Regions from separate parts of the Mus musculus genome. Here region 1 is linked to region 2. The links are chromatin loops, found by intact Hi-C in ENCODE. Cell type or tissue: left cerebral cortex. All regions are shown on one strand. Links, peaks and the distances in the headings refer to the core of each region. The heading gives the core; the rest is flanking DNA. Region 1 has its middle 31 kb from the start of Gm37548. Region 2 has its middle 42 kb from the start of Gm35891.

What was found. A loop is a pair of places that touch in the nucleus more often than their neighbours do. Peaks named below come from ENCODE experiments on the same cell type or tissue, not always from the same donor. Only the 100,000 strongest peaks of a DNase experiment are listed, where the experiment ranks them.
Region 1: a loop joins it to region 2, with 2.4 times the contacts of the local background. A loop is called at or near these places in 8 of 42 quality-filtered maps.

Annotation. Positions count from the first base shown.
Region 1 is chr3:50,915,761-50,924,096 of GRCm38, forward strand. No RefSeq gene overlaps it. Among named protein-coding and RNA genes, the nearest start is that of Gm37548, 31 kb to the left of the region's middle. In left cerebral cortex, for the core only: no CTCF peak of the experiment used is centred there; DNase peaks (open chromatin) are centred at 951, 1,625 and 4,936.
Region 2 is chr3:51,166,909-51,175,244 of GRCm38, forward strand. No RefSeq gene overlaps it. Among named protein-coding and RNA genes, the nearest start is that of Gm35891, 42 kb to the left of the region's middle. In left cerebral cortex, for the core only: a CTCF peak has its summit at 3,519 (motif pointing left); a DNase peak (open chromatin) is centred at 3,508.

The DNA of each region.
Region 1 (8,336 bases), core at 132-8,131, 250 kb before region 2:
CCTTCTTTTTCTTCTTCTCCTTCAATAATGTGTCCCCTCCTAGGCACTTCCTATGTGTGTACCATTGTTGTGAACACATTACCTCATACTTCACCCATTGAGCAGGTTAGAGCACAGACAGGCATACAGCTGACACTGGCTGACCTACAGAGTTTGAACCCCACACCCATTATCCATCTGATATACTACTTGGTTTACACTGATAATTCTGAGAGGCAGACAGACAGACAGACAGACAGGCAAGCAAAGAGAGAGAGAGAGAGAGAGAGAGAGAGAGAGAGAGAGAGAGAGAGAGAGAGAGAAGAAACCCATTAGATCATGACAATCATGCCCCTGGAACATTAACTATGCTTTAAATACCTTCATTTATGAGTTTAATAAAAAGCCAGCTAGGTGAGTTCTAAGTCTATACTATAAAAAGATGGATTTGTCCAAACATCCCCAAAATATGACTGCAGACTCTTAAAAGGAAAGAAGAATTGTCTGTTCAGAGCACAAGGACATCAGTGTGTTCCCCCAGCGAGACAAGTCTGCATCCCGTCTTCAAAGAACACACACAGCTTCTTCTGGCCAGAAGATCTGATTTCTTCACCATGTCAGAGTGAAGCCAACTTCATCTCAGGGCCAGAAGAGAAGTAACAGTGGTGGACAAATCCACAATACTGTGGTATTCTCCTCCCATGGAAATTAGGTCTGCCAAATGGTCCATAGCGAAACACTGCCCACCTCAGTAATTCCCAAGGCTGATCTTCCAGAGGTCAGCGTGGCACCTGAAGGGCAACATTGAGCAAGGAATCAGAATGTATGTGCGATGTGGGTTAATGGCTCCTAGGGGCAGCTCGTCCACAAATCAGATTCCACGAGAGTGATGGTCTGTGACTCAGACCTGAATCCAATTGTCTGGGGCTTTCTGTCCCTTAAACTACACTCTGAGAGGGCAGAGTTCCAAGTCCCTTCATTCTCTATGCCTTTGTCTGAGTCATGCTTTTTCTTGCTGGAAAAAAAAAATTATTGCTCTTGCTTTTCTGTAGATCACCACTTTGTTATTGAGCCACAGCTCTCTGCACTTTGATGATGAAGGGGCTAAACTTTAGCAATCTCCCAGGTGGGATTCCTAAGGAAGCAAGCTTTGAGATGAATATCTGGTCAGGAATGAGCTTAGGACTGCCAAGGAAACAGGAGAGGAGGGAATAGGGGAAGCAAGGCAGGACCACCCAAGTCTTAGCCAGCCTAGCAAGGAGCTTGGGAACCGAATGTCGTGCCATCTAGAACTGTCCCAAGGTGGGTGAGCAGTTGTCCACTGAGGAGCTGTTGGCTCTGGGTCTGCCTAGAAAGGCAGCTGGAGGAGTCCTTCCCTCCTGGAGGGTAGACAGACAATCTTCCAAGGCATCTATGTTTCTTTCACCATAGGCTTCTTCCCTCTTGAAGCAAATTTTATCCTTTCTGCATCACAAACCAGAAAAAAGACTGAATATGGAGAGGGCTAAATCTGCCGTTCTCCAGCCAGGGCTGCACCAGGGCTACAACTAGGCTCCTACTGTATCCAAAGCTCTGATGACCATCCCCCAACACTACAAGAAAAAAAAAAAACATTCGCAGCCATGATGTGCCTTCTCTCTGCCCCCACACTCTGGCATCCTCTTGCTTCATGGCTCTTAGTCTCCTGCAGGCTCACACTTAGACCTCTCTTTACCAGAAATGCTTCTTAGACTCCAGGCCGAGCCGAATGGACGAAATCTTGCTGCCAGTGGATCTCATAGCTCTCTGTAGCTCTCTGCCTTTCTCCAAGGTTCTCTCTCTGGAGCTCAGCACAGAGCCTGAGGAGCAGCAGGCACTTGGTAAATAAATAAATAAATAAATAAATAAATAAATAAATAAATAAATAAATAAATAAATAAATAAATAAATAAATGTGTGACGAATCTCTGCGCCTCGGGGCAACACTAAGAGAACGTGAAGAGCCTCCGGACAGACCTCAAGCTTTGAGATGCCTCCAAGAATGATCCAGCCTCTGCAGACAGAACGCCTCAAACTGGTTTGGGTGCCACAGCAAGATCTTCCCCTAATGTGCCCCTACCACAGCACTGAGTTAATACCCTTACAATACCTGTTAGTTTGGGGTGGTTTTTTGTTTGTTTGTTTGTTTGTATTTTCAAATTACATTGTAACTATCTGTGACAACATAAGCCATTTCTGTCTGATTCTTTTGTTTTTAATCTCCCAGCACCTGGTCCCAGGCCAGCACATAGTACTCTAGTAGATAAATATGTGCTGAAGGAATAAAATAGAAAACTCTGTGAACCATGTTCAGATCTACACTGAAATAAAGTTGAAATGTGCAAGGGGTTTAGCTAGCATCCAACAGAGCTGCAAACCAAAGGGCAGGCATGGGGCATCTGGGAGGAGTATAGGAGCCGCCCTGATACTGTGTGTGTGTGTGTGTGTGTGTGTGTGTGTGACACACTACAGAACCGCCATTGCTGATTATAGTCAAAACTACCACACTATACCAAGGGCTCACGGAGTCCAACAGGGGCTTAGCATGTTAAATACACAATATCATTTCATTAAATCTCCAGGGAATGACTGGAATATAAGAATTACTATGCCCACTTTTCAGATAATAGCATTAAGGCTCAAAGAAACGCAGGCACCTATCCCAGCTTAAGTTACTAGTTACACAGAACAAATATCTAAACCCAGCTATGCCTGACTGCAGCAACCATGTTCAAACTGAACACCCTGGTGAACATCCTCTCACCAACAGACCAGGGTCCTAGACGCACATAGATTCAAGGCAACACTTGGGCACAACAGTCTGAACTCCATGGTACTGTAGGCAGGTGTTTAAATAGCTTACTGCCAACCCAGCTCACACACGTCACGCAAAAAGAGAAAGCAGAGTAGTTATAAGATCTCACTGGCTGAATGAGGCATACAATCACAAATCTCAGTGGCCATGTTGTTGATGTCTGCATCTCTATGTCCTAGCTTGTTTCTCTGTTGCTGTGAAAACCAACGTGGGGAGGAAAGAACTAATACAGCATATGGCTTACACTTCCACATCACAATCACAGTGCATCAACGCAGGTGTTCAAAACAGGAATTGGAAGCAGGAATGAAACAGAGACCATGGAGGGAAGTTGTTTATTGGCTTGTTCTCTGTGCCTTGTTCAGCCTGCTTTCTTATACAACCCAGGGCTACCTGCCCAGGGCTGGTACCACTCATGATGGGCTGTGCCACCCCATATTAATCATCAATTAAAAAGATGCCATAGAACAATCTGACAGAAATAAGTCCACGATGTGCAGTGGTGGCACATGCCTTTAATCCCAGCATGTGAGAGGCAAAGACAGGTAGATTTCTGAGTTCGAGGCCAGCCTGGTCTACAGAGTGAGTTCCAGGACAGCCAGGGTTACACGGAGAAACTCTGTCTAAAAACCGAGAAAAAGAAAGAAAGAGAGAGAAAGAGAGAGAGAGAAAACGATTCCTCAGTCATGTTTCCTCTTCCCAGATGACTCTAGTTTGTATCAAGTTGATGAAACCTAACCCACACACCCTACAAGAGTCAGATATTGAAATTTACCCTTGAGGGTAGTAGTAGTATGAGGTGGGGCCATTGGAAGGTAACTAGTTCATGAATGGGAATAGAGCCCTTGTAAAAATGCCCCCCAAAAGAACCCCGTTGTCTCTTCTGGAATGTGAGAACACGAAGAAGGATCTGCCATAAGGAAATACCCTTGCCAGACACCAAATATGCCAAGACCTTGACTGTGGACTTCAGAGCTGCAGAACTACAAAAAAACAAGTTGCTCCTGATAATAAATAAAATGTTCTAAGGCATTTTGTTATCATTACTGAAATAAGTGAACACACGGAGCCTAGTAAGGCCTCTAAAGCCGGACCAAATGGCCCGTCTTCTCATACCTGCCTAGTCCCGCCAGCCACGCACTGCTCTTATAAAGCACACGCAGAGCCTGCAGACTTTCCCACAGGCACCTAAGGCAATCTAGTCACACCGAAAACACAAATCTAAAGTGCACAGCCAGACCTGCAGATGGAGCTGGGCTAGACTGTTAGCCTAGCACGCAGAAGACCCTGGGTTCTGTCTACAGACCCTGAAAAGAAATTAAACATAAAATGCGTATCCAGCTGAAAGAGAAAAAGGAATGTTCTAGCATGCCTCTGGTGATGACGCTGGTTCAAAAGATGACCGGGGTCAAGGCTACTTCTCATTCAGGCTTGTCACACCTGAAAGGAAAAGGCAGGTAGGGTGAGGAGATCTAAAGAATTAATGTATTAAAACATTTTTTTCATATTTAATTCCTGTGTTTCCATGGCAACTGAGCCATCAACCAACAAATGTGCCCTTCTCTCCTGCAAACTAAAAAAAAAAAAAAAATGTTTTCTTCCAAGAAGAAAATGTTAACAACACGTTTATCTACCTTGCTGAGTAATGTGTCTGGGGAGCTTCCAAAAGATTCCACACTTTTTCTAATTTTCCCATCTTCCACATTCTTCAAAGACTCGTTCAAGAATTAAGTTCTGAATATGGACAGAAAAGCTACAGTGTGATGCAAAAGTGGGGGTGCATACCTAGGAGGAGATGCAGAAGTGGGGTGCATACTTAAGAGAAGAGTTTTGGTCAGCCCTTTCCTGAACCCAACGAAATTCTGAAATTGGGGATTTTCACTGTAAGCTTGCTAGCACATGGTTTCCAAACGATATCTACTGACTGGGTCAACTTTGTAACCCCATTAATATTGTGTGGTCTCTTCTAAGTACTGTAACTACCCAAAGCTCACCCTGAGACACTCCGCTCTCTGTTGCAGCCTTGATCACATGTGGCCACTAAGCCTTGTCTGTCTGTATTTCCCTCTGCCCCAGAAACTGGGTTTCTCTGATGCTTCTGGAAGCCACAGGACAGCTGCCAACACCCGGCACACCCTGAGCCCGGCATCCTACCAGTGAGAGCTGAGTTTCTGCAGCCTTAAATTACATCTCTAGCACCGTCTCCTCTTCTCTCCTTGTAACTCATTTGTTAGCCTAGAACTCCAGAGAGCTGTGAGTGCAGCCAGCTCACCTGACCACTCCTTTCTATGTGTCCCACATGCCTTTCCTGGACTATACCTAACTGCTGATATCTCTGAGGAGGGCTCTAACTTCCTTCAGAGTACCAGTAATTGGAATTCCCCCTTCAAAATGATATTTTTAAACACGGGCTTCATCTTTTAGCTTGTTGCTTTGCATTTGAAAGGGGAAAGGTGACTACTCAGAGGGAAGAAATGAACCACACATAGTAGAGACAGGAAGTCACAGTGAAAAATAAACTCTAAACAAAGCCCTAGACTCTGTCAATGGCTACAGAGAACAGATCTCTAATGTCTTGACTCTTCTTGGGGTGTTTTCTGGACTTGCTTCAGTGTGAAGTCCCCTCACTAGATCATCCATCCAAGCTGCCTGATAATAGAAACAGGAGGCCCAAAAGAGATGGAGGACAGCAGGAAGGTTCCTACCACAACTGCACAAGACAGTTTGATCACCTGCAGTTACAGCTTCCTTCCTGAGACCTGGTTTCCTAATGCTGCTCTGGAATGTAAGAATAAAATATTCAAGGCTTGGTCCTCAATTCTGGGTCACGGAATGTAGTGAATGTTGGATGGTGAGTTCCACGGGTGTTTCTGTTGGGCAAGCAGGCCTGAGACTCCCAACCCAGGAATTCTGAGTGCACATGGGAAGAGACAGCTCTGTGTTCATCCTACATTTCAGAGCATACAAGCCCATGAGCGACATGAGCTAACTCATTCTTGTACCAATTTTCTCTTTCTGCTATACACATGACCACAAGCCGAATAGCTAACAAAGAACTCCAATTTGTGATCTTGTTTCTATAGAGGTCCAAAGCCTGAAATCATTTCAGGGAGCTAAAACCAAGGTGGTGACTGAGCTGTGTTCCTTTTCAGGGGTCTAAAAAGTTCTTCTCCAAAATTCTCCTCCTTGTCTCTTCTCTTCTCTTCTCTTCTCTTCTCTTCTCTTCTCTTCTCTTCTCTCCTCTCCTCTCCTCTCCTCTCCTCTTCTCTTCTCTTCTCTTCTCTTCTCTTCTCTTCTCTTCTCTTCTCTTCTTTTCTTTTTTTTTCCTCCTTGTCTTTCTAGCTTCAGCTTCTAGAAGCCCCTTGTAGCCTGGAGTCCCAGCCGGCAATGGTATCGATGGCCCTCGGTTTCTGGACCCCAGCTCTCTTGCTTCGGTCTTCCGTTAATCAGATCCATTGTAATTACAGTTTGTTGGGCTTGCCAGGATAACCAGGGGAAAGCTCTCCCATCTTAAGATTTTTGACTGTAATCTCATCTGCAAAGTTCTTTTTGCCACATAGGAAAACACATCCGCCAGCTCTCTGGATTCCGCGTGGACACAACTGGGGAATGTGGTGCGCTCATCTGCTCACCTGACTCATCTTCTAGGAATGTTGGGGGATCCAATCAGAGGGCGTGTGTCTGCCAGAGCCTCAAAAACATCTTTGGCTTCATCCTCCTTGCTCTTTCTGCTTTTTTTCTACCCCCTATTTTATGACTGATGATCCTCTCCCGTTTCATCGCTCCTTGACACCCAGTTCCGGATGAGACTCAGTGTTTGCTTCTGATGGAGAAGAAGAGTCGCTCTGCCCTTGGCAAGCAAAGAAGAAAACTAATTTCAGCGCATGAGTTTACAAACTTTTTTGCAAAACAAGTTTGGAACGCTCTGCCACCAAATATTGTCAATCAGCATTCTTGGCACGCCTGCTTCATTAGATGCTATGCAAGTCATGCGGGTCTTCATCGTTGTTGAAACAGCGAATCTGCGCCTTCTGTGTGGTTCCAAATATTTGTAATAGAGCTGCTTCTAAATATATAAGCATGGCATCAGGCCTCACATGGCAATCCTCTCTCTATGGTGACAGGGAGTATCAAGCCCAGCAATATCACCCTGGGGAGTTTTGCTCATGATAATAGAGTATCAGAGAGGCCGAGGGAGCAACGAATGTACAACAGGGTGAGGCCCGATGGGCAGCTCTCTTTGCTGAAGGAGAAACAGCTGGGAATCCACTGTGGATGTTACAGAAAATGAGAACGTTTCTCAGAAATTAAGTTCAGGGAAGATGAAATCGAAAGCACAAGGAAAAAAATGCTCGCTGATTTTTTTTTAAAAAGCATGCTTAAGAAAAGCTAAAGTAACACGGCATTCTTCATCTACTGCTGGAGGACTGGCCAAGTTGTCTTTGTTTCCTTAGCACTGTTTCTGTCTTTTCTATTGGTTCGCAAGCACTCTTTGTGTATTTGGGCAATTAACTCTTAGATGTCTTTGCTTTACTGGTGTTAGACAGGGTTTTTTGTTTGTTGTTGTTGTTGTTGTTGTTGTTTTGTTTTTGTTTTTTTGAGCAGAAGTTTTAAATCTGAGTTCAATCAGACCTATCAATTTTTTATTCCTTTATGCTTTGCAAATTCATTCTTAAGATCCTGCCAAGATCATTAAAATTCCACCCACTAGTAATTAAAAACGCAAATAAAAGGGAGATTTAATTTTGCACCTATCAGATCTACTCGGTCACTTCTTCAACATTCGTCGGATGCCCTCCTCATGACAAGCCTGGGAAGAAAAGGCAGAAAAATATAGGGAAAGCTCTGCCTGGGTGACAGACATTCCTGTTGTGTTGAGTCAAGAGAGGCACAAGCGTGATGAGGAAAGTGCATGCTGTATGAATAATAAGCACCGTGGGATAAAGGGAAGCTGGGAAGGGGGACAGGGAGGGTGGTAGGGGAGCAGCTGGCCATTTAAAGGCATGGCCAAGGAATGGTACTGCAAGGAGCTATGCTGGTACCCAGGGAAAAGTGGTCCAGGCAGGGCTTTTGACGTGCTCCATGTGGCTGGAGACAGCTATAAGATTGGAAATAGGCAGGAAGGGCAGGCGGAGAGGTTTAGGACCTATCACCAAAGAACTGCTGGTCTATTGTAAGAATACAAGCTTTTACTCTAAGTAAGATAACACCCATGTGTAAAGGCTTCGTTCTCAAGGTAGTGGAACCTTTAAGAGCTAGGGCCTAATGTGAGGTTTTTCAGTAATGGGGCTTGTACCAGAAGATACAAGTAGTGGGATTCCCCTCTTTCTCCCTCTACCCTTCCCCCCCCCCCAGTTCTCTCTTCTCTCTCCTCTCCGTTTGCCCATCCATCCTCCATCCATCTTTCTCCTATCCTTCCTTCTATACCATTCTCTCTCTCTCTCTCTTCCTAGAAATGAGGACAGAAGCTTTAATCTCTCCACATGGTCTACCCCATGCTGTCTCTCTCCAATGCTAAAGTGAC
Region 2 (8,336 bases), core at 114-8,113:
ACAATTCTGCCCAAGGTGCTCTCTTTGTAAAGGCACTCCCCCTCCGCTGCCGATGACACGCTGCTCCCTGCGTCCGTCTGAGATGTCACCAGAATGACCTTCCCCATCCTTGTTCTCACCACCATCCTATTCATGATCACTTATGCATTTTCTAAGAAACCTGAAGCTTCCTCTAGAGAGAACTCCCTGCCTTTCTGAGCCCTTCTCGGCTTTTCTGAGAATATACCTTGCTCTCAGTTCAAGGCTGCTTCCACAAGTTTAGATATTTGTTAGAGCCACACTCCACTTCCTATTGCTGATTTTGCTTCTGTCTGCTTAGATTCTCTCTCTCTCTCTCTCTCTCTCTCTCTCTCTCTCTCTCTCTCTCTCTCACACACACACACACACACACACACACACACACACACACACACACACACACACAAAATCCATTGCCTGGGAGCAATAAGATGGTTTAGCGAGCAAATGTGCATGCCTCCGAGCCTGGCAACCTGAGTTCTAGCCCCAGAACCAACGTGGGAGACGGGGAGAACTGGTTCCTACAAGTTACCCTCTGACCTCCAGATGTGCACCATGGCATGTGCACATGTACTCACATACAGAGAGAGAGAGAGAGGGAGAGAGAGAGAGAGAGAGAGAGAGAGAGAGAGAGAGAGAGAGAGAGAGATACAAAATATTTTTTAAATTAAATTTCAAAACCCAACAGACTGAGAAACTGAAAGAGCAGAAATCTCTTTCCCAGCTCTAGTAAATTGAAGTCCAACATCAAAATGCCAGCTCCCCAGCTTGGAGCCAGCCCCTTCATCCTCCTATGTAAAAGAAAGCAAGTTTGAGTCTGCCTTAGTCAATGTTCTATTGCGGTGAAGACACACCATGACCACGGCGACTCTGATAAAGGAAACCAAGGCTGGCTTACAGTTGGTTAGTCCATTCTTATCATGTCAGGGAACATGGCAGCATGCAAGCAGACATGATGCTGGAGAAGCAGCTGAGAGGTCTACAGCTGGATCTGTGGGCAGCAGGAAGACAGAGAAACAAGAGGCCTGTCTTGATCTTTTGAAATCTCAAAGCCCACCCCCAGTGACACATTTCCTCCAGCAAGGCTACACCTACTCCTGTTGGTGTGTTCCCCAACAAGGCCACACCTCCTAATCATTCTAACTGGTGCCATTCCCTGATGACTAAGCATCCAATTATATGACTCTAAGGGAAGCCATTCTTATTCACCCCCCTGCCCCCCAAAGGCTTATAGTCTTATCATAATGCAAAACTGAGTTCAGTCCAACTTGCAAAGTCCCAATCGTCTATCATCGTCTCAACATTATTTAAAAGTCCAAAGTCTCTTCTGAGCAGGTGGCTACCTTCATACTCAGAGAGGAAAATCCTTATTCACATCTAGCATCCCTTCCTCACTTTAGAATAGCAGCAGCAAATAGCAGTTGTGTGTCTCCAGGTGATGGAAGCGCGTGCCTTTAATCCCGGCCCAGGAGGCAAAAGCAGGTGGATCTCTGAGGTCGAGGCCAGCCTGGTCCACAGAGCAAGTTCCGGGACAGCCAGGTTTGTTTTAGAAAAAAAGAAAACTGGATAATGGCCTATGGAGGGCTGGACATGATGCCCATAATACAGGTCAGGAAGACCATGAGTCTAAGACGAGTCTAGGCCACATAATGGATTCAAGAGCAGCCTGGGTCTAGTGAGTTCCAAGCCAATGTGGGCTACTGAGTAAATCCCTGATTCAAAGACTCCAAAAGAGGGGTACTAAGAGGACCAGCTGAGCTGGATTAGGGTGCCATTCCTGGGCCTTCATCTAACCTTAATTACCCCCTAAATGGCCTATTTAGGGATGAAGGCATAGCTAGAGATTAAGCCTATAGAGTCTCAATTTTTCTATCATGGTACACTCAAGCCTGAGCCTGTTGTTAAATACTATCACCGTGGCAGCCAGGCAGTGTTGGCCCACACTGTGAATCCCAGCACTCAGGAGACAGAGGCAGGCATCTTTGTGAGTCCAAGGCAGCCATAGCTACATAGAGAAACTCTATCTCAGGAAAAAAAGGCGGGGAGGGGGCAGTAAACTTTGTGGACTGGAGAGATGTCTCGGTAATTAAAAGCACTGTCTGCTTTCAATCCAGAGGACCAAGGTTCAATTCCCAGCAACCACATGGAAGCTGACAACTGTCTGTAACTCCACTTCCAGGGATCTGACGCCCTCACACCTATTCACATAAATCATTTTTTAAAAAAATGCTGTTGCATTGGCAGTTAGAGCTTCAACGCACAGGTTTTGAGAGACAGTTCAATCCCTAACAGTGACACGCCTTCACGGGATACAATGACATCACCAGGCGGCAAGACACGGTGAGCACAGGGGGCCCTTCTCATTTTCCTGTTTCCTGTCATACCCGCTATCGCTGGAGGCTTTTATCCCGAGTACGTTGGCAGGGCCTGCATATGCATGTGTATCTGTGTGTGGTACAAGCTCCGAGGCCTTGTAACAGAGATGATGTATCCCCACTGAAGAGAAATGACAGTCCGAATGAGGAGAAGAAGCCAATTTGTCACTTAATGCAGAGCCTGATTGTGCTGCAGCAGGAGCCTCACACCGAGATTGATTACAAACAAGATGACATTTCCCTGCGGGCCGCCTCACGCATTATTATAAATAAATACCACTCGCTTTAGCATCTGCATGGCCATCGATCGAGAACACATTCTTCTGTGCCTTGGGTTCACAGTAAATATCCCGGGGACCACGACGGCCTTTCTTCAATGTGTAAAAGCAGCGTGGCCTCACATGGGACAGTTTCATAAAGTGGGGACTGTCACACAGTCCATGAGAAAAGAAAGCACACACGGAGGCGAACTGACCCTAGGAGTTCATTTCCGAGAAAACTTAGCCTTAAACTGTGGTGGGGCTTTGTTCCAAAGGCTTCGGCAGCTGGACAAAGGCGCGGAAACCTGTGAGCCCAACACTCCAGACGATCCCGGACTCCACAGTGAGACCTTGCCTCTAAGGAGAAGAAGAAGAACACACAGTCTATAGCCCCTCAACAGCTGTTTGGGGGTTGTTTGGAAGTTTGCTTTTTTTAATCATTTTTTTGTGTGCGTGTTTCACATCAGCCCAAGAGAATCAGTTGTGATCTGGGAGTCTTTCCTGAAAAAAAATCACAGTGGAATTTTCGAGATGGAAATAAATCTGTTAAATTTCGAATATCTCTTTTGCCCTTGCCCTGACTGCTCCAAATCTGTCATCTTATGAGTTTCAAATAAATAAGTTATTTTAACCAGCAAAATATAGAGTGACTGTTTTCTATTTATTTCTTTACGCTTTGCTTCGGTGCAAGGGTGAATTTGATCTGCCTGCGGAAATTTTTTTTTTTTCATTTCAGTATCTCTCCACTCATTTTCTATATTCCCCTCCACCTCCTTTTGAAGCTTTTCTATCTGCTCCATCTTTCCCTCCTACATAAACCACGAGTTTGGCATGTTTCTGGCGTGACGTGAGTGCCCCCTGCTGTCAACGATGGTGAACAGCTCCGCAACCAGGCAGGTTCAGACCAATACCGCAGATGGAGAAAAAAACACTACATCCCTGGGCAAACACTGGTAGGATTGTTAAAATGAATAATTTATTAAATCGCGATTGTTTATTGACATCCCTTTCATTATTTACTTCTCAGTTATTAAACATACTCGTGGAGTGCCTGGGTGTTAGCCCTTGGCCCACTCCAACGCTTTTTCCCAGGCAGGGATGGAGCCAGCCCCGTGATTCTCTCTATCCAAGACATTTTCGATCTCTTTTGTCAGGTCGGGGTCAAACTACAGTTGTTCCATGATGACTTTATCAATTCTCAGCTGATAGACTCTAAATGAAAAACTGCCCGCTGCTGCCTCGCCGCCACTTAAGAAGGGGGTTATCTGGGTAATATTCTGTCAATCAGGCAGGGTCTGCGACAGACACCGGGAGTCAAGTGAAATAGGAGGAGAAGATGATTTCAATGTTTTTATTAGTCATTGTCCCCCACATCAAAGACTAGCTGACAGCCATCCCTGTCTGTCCTTCCAAGTCAAAAAGATAAGGGAAGGAAGCCACGCATGGACATTTGAGGGCATGCTCCATTCTGAAGGAAATCAGCAAGTCTGTGTCTTACAGAACGATACCCGTCAGCCCTCACAATGGGGTGGGTCCAGGTCAAAAGCACCAGGCTCCAATGGGAGGAGCATGTCCCAAAAAGAAAAGCTCTAACCCCAGACTTGAAGATACATGCTAGTCTGCACCCGGGAGAGGCCTTGGCTTTTAAGGACAAACTCAAGTTTCCCGGTGGTTTGTTCTCATACAATATATTCGGGTGGCACTTCTCCCTTCTCCCAACTCCTCCTCATTTTTAACAATGCAGGAGTTCAGAAAGGTGTATGTGTAGTATCGATAGATAGATAGATAGATAGATAGATAGATAGATAGATAGATAGATAGATAGATAATGAATAAATGAACCTCAAGGCCAAAAAAAAAAAAAGTGAAAGTTAACAAATTTCACTCTAAAACCCCAAATCTTAAAACAAAGAAGTGATGGTGAGATGGGTCAGTGGGTCAAAGTGTTCACCCTGCATGCCTCGAGATTCCACACTGAAAGGAACAAACCAGCTTCGCTGGCTTCCACACTCAAGCCCACATCCCCTCACACGGTGGAGTACGCCTTTAATCCCAGCACTCAGGAGGCAGAGGCAGGCGGATTTCTGAGTTCAAGGCCAGCCTGATCTACAAAGTGAGTTCCAGGACAGCCAGGACTTTTCAGAGAAACCCTGTCTCAAAAAACCAAATAAATATAAATAAATAAATAAATGAATAAATAAGAGAAAGGCTAATTGATCATGATTGTTATTAGTACACATAGCATAAGTCTCCTCTCCCCCTCCCTCCCTCCTTCCCCTCCCCCTCTCCCCCCTCTCCTCTCTCCCTCCCCTCTCCCCTTTCCCCTCCCCCCTCCCCACTCTCCTCTCTCCCTCCCCTCTCCCCTTTCCCCTCCCCCCTCCCCACTCTCCCTCTCCCCTCCCTCTCCCCCTCCCCTCCCTCTCCCCCTCCCCTCCCTCTCCCCCTCCCCTCCCCTTCCCCCTCTCCTCCCTCTTGTCTTCTCTCCCCTCTCCCCTCTCCCCTCTCCTCTCTCCCCTCTCCCCCACCTCATAAAATAAGTAGCTTGATTCATTTTCCAAAAACTCATTAGAAATCTGCATTGGGTGGGAAAATCACATTATCAGATGTTTTAAAAATAACAATAAATAACATTAGAAATATCATCAAATTATATTCCCTTTGTCACATTAAGTTAAATATGACATTTTTCTCTCACCGCTCTGGGTATTTGAAGGCTCTGTGCTCAGAAAGCACAGAGAAGACGCAGAACAGGGCCAGGACCAAGGCCAGGGCCAGAGTTTTCTGATGAGCACATATGTTCAGCCTGCAGTCCTCCAACTACGTGCACCTATGATGACTAGGAACAGGGGCCAACATCTTCGTAAGGATGTATGCCATGTCACAATGTCAAAAAAGATGGACACCCTTCCTTTACACCAAATTGTCCAGAAAGTTTGTAAGAGAAACATCATTTTAGTGAGCAAGAGCCTTAAATTTGAAAGGAATCTGCCACCCTGGCTTGAGTTCCACTTGTGACTTGATCACGAAGCTTGTTTCCTTGTTGTGTGTTGTATGTTCTTCATAAAATTAAATGTGAGTTTGTCCAGCCATGCATATAAATATCTATCCCAACATCAGCAACATGCAACACATGTGCAGACCCTTCACTTCCTACCTCCATTCCTTCTCTCTGTCCTAGAAGCCATAATTAAAGCGCTGGGGGGGGGGGGGCCTTCTGGCCAGGCACAAGGATGGCAGAGGCAGATGGATCTCTATGAGTTCAAGGTCAACCTGGTCCACATAGCAAGCGCCAGACCAGCCAAGTCTGCGCAATGAGACCCTGTCTCAAAAAAGAGGTGGGGGGGAGGGAAAAGGGGATGAAGGGGGAGGAAGAGCAGAGATTCTACCATTAAAAAAGACAGAAAAAACAGTCATTACTTCCTAAACCCACTGATTTATCTTGTATTGATTAACCATTTGCCTTCCAGTGTCTTCTCTCTGAAAGACCGAGGCAGGTACTCAAACTGCCTTCACTGATTATTGATCCCCAACCCACCCCCCATGAGAGCTGAGGATGGCTTCTCTCTCATTTTAGTCAAACGCTTGACCTCAGAGTCACAAACCCCAACCCGCATTCAGTGATTTTTTTTTTTAAATCAAAGAACTTCCACTAGGGAATTCCTCACCAATGTTGGTTCTTATCTGTTCAAGCTAATAAACCAAGAAATGGAGTAAACAAACTATTACTAAGTTAGACATCATTATAACAGAGTGGTTCTAATCTTAGCATTGCACTACCCTGGGGACACTAATGTTTAGTCTTCCCATTGAGCTCCACCAATGACTAAGAATCACCCAGCAATGACAAGCAGCAGAGACAGCCAGTGATTTAATGGTCAATGCAACGATGAAAATGTGCATAAGATCATGAGAGCAGGGCTGGAGAGATGGCTCAGTGGTTAAGAGCACTGAATGCTCTTCCAGAGGTCCTGAGTTCAAATCCCAGCAACCACACGGTGGCTCACAACCATCTATAATGGGATCTGATGCCCTCTTCGGGCGTGTCTGAAGACAGATACAGTGCACTTACATATAATAATAAATAAATCTTTAAAAAGAAAAAAAAAAGATCATGAGAGCAGCAAAGAGAAGCCCCTGACCTGGTTCAAGGGTTGAAGGGAAAGAAGGGAAGAGAGGCAACCTTCCTGAGAGAATCAGGTGGCCCTTCCTTCAGTTCCTGCCTCCACTCAACTTGTAATAAGTCTGGGCATGAATATGTCCAAACCTGAGGGTTTGTAATGGAGACACACACACCCAAAAAAACAACACACTTCAAAGACCACATAGTCACACATTTGAGAGTCAAAGTCGCCTGCCAGCAAAGTAAGGGATCAAAATAACCAGCTTTCAAACAATTTGTGTTTCTTCAAAGCAATGCAGGCATAAAGGAGAAATGTGAGGAGGAAAGGGGGGTGCATGGAGGGAAGACAAACGAAGACTGAGGAGCAGGAGAAAAGACTGAGCGAGTCCCCACATAGAAACTCCAAATGTACAGAGGCTCTCTCTTCCCGTAATGTATGTGTCCACCCTGATCAAGATTTACAGAGAGAATCACCATCAGCCCAAGCACTTCTCAGGGTTTTTATCAGAACGATGGAGGACACTCACAGGGGCAAGTGCTTCGGAATTTCCTGAGCGATGATGCTAAGTGCAAGAAGTTGCTATTATGTCCCCCTACCTCCTTCCTCGGGTCCTTAAGGAGCCTCGGGAGACTTCTGGATGTTGGGAAGGGACCCGAATGATGTGGGGGTCAAGGGAAATGGTGGGTAAGTGTCGGTACAGACATCTATCCGTGTCATCTTTTCGAAATGACATTTCCCTCCACAGCAAGAGAATTTTTGATGAGCCTGGAGAGAGTGCAGTAATCGGATCATCCGCAGAAGTGGGTTCTGCTCCCCACCCTCTGTAGGGATCCATTAAGGAAGCAGGAAATGGAAAAAGAAGCGCTCCGTGTCACAGATGTCACTTAACATTACATTTTATGAAGTTCTTCTGCCAAGGCCTCTGGTATCGGCAGACTCAGAACAAGGTGTGCACATAAATAAACGACCCGCCTGCATTCCGGGGCTGTGTGCCTCGGTCCTCTTTGTGAACTTGCTGGGATGTGGTGAGGTTGCAAGAGAGATTCTAGACCGAGTATATAATATGAACTTGTCACGGTGCCAATATGTGGAACCAACAAAAAAAAGATTTATGGCTTTTGTCTGCAAGATCTGATGGATTAGGACGTTAGGCTCCTCGCTGTTGGTCGGGGAAATGAATACTCCAAACCCCCTGCCTCCGTGACTGTTTTCATTGCACTTTTATGGTTGCTTTTGTTCTGATCTGGAAAGTCAGGAAGGCTCAGACTCTCCACAGGCCAGCAATGGAGATACGAGAAGCCACGTACGGCCACACTTATGATAAACCATGCCGATCCGAGTGTCACCGGGGGAGACTGTTTAGTAACAAAACACAAACTTCCAAACAAGTGATAACAGGGCCTAGTGCCGCACAAGGTCTTTGAGTCAGGAAGCTTCTTCAAGCATTTTACAGACTTGTATAAAGGGTCCCTCACGCGTCATTGGGAGTCAGTTGCATCGAGGGCAGAGGAAAAGCAGCTGCTCTGCAAATATGCTTTCTGGAAAAATTATTTTGCAGGCTG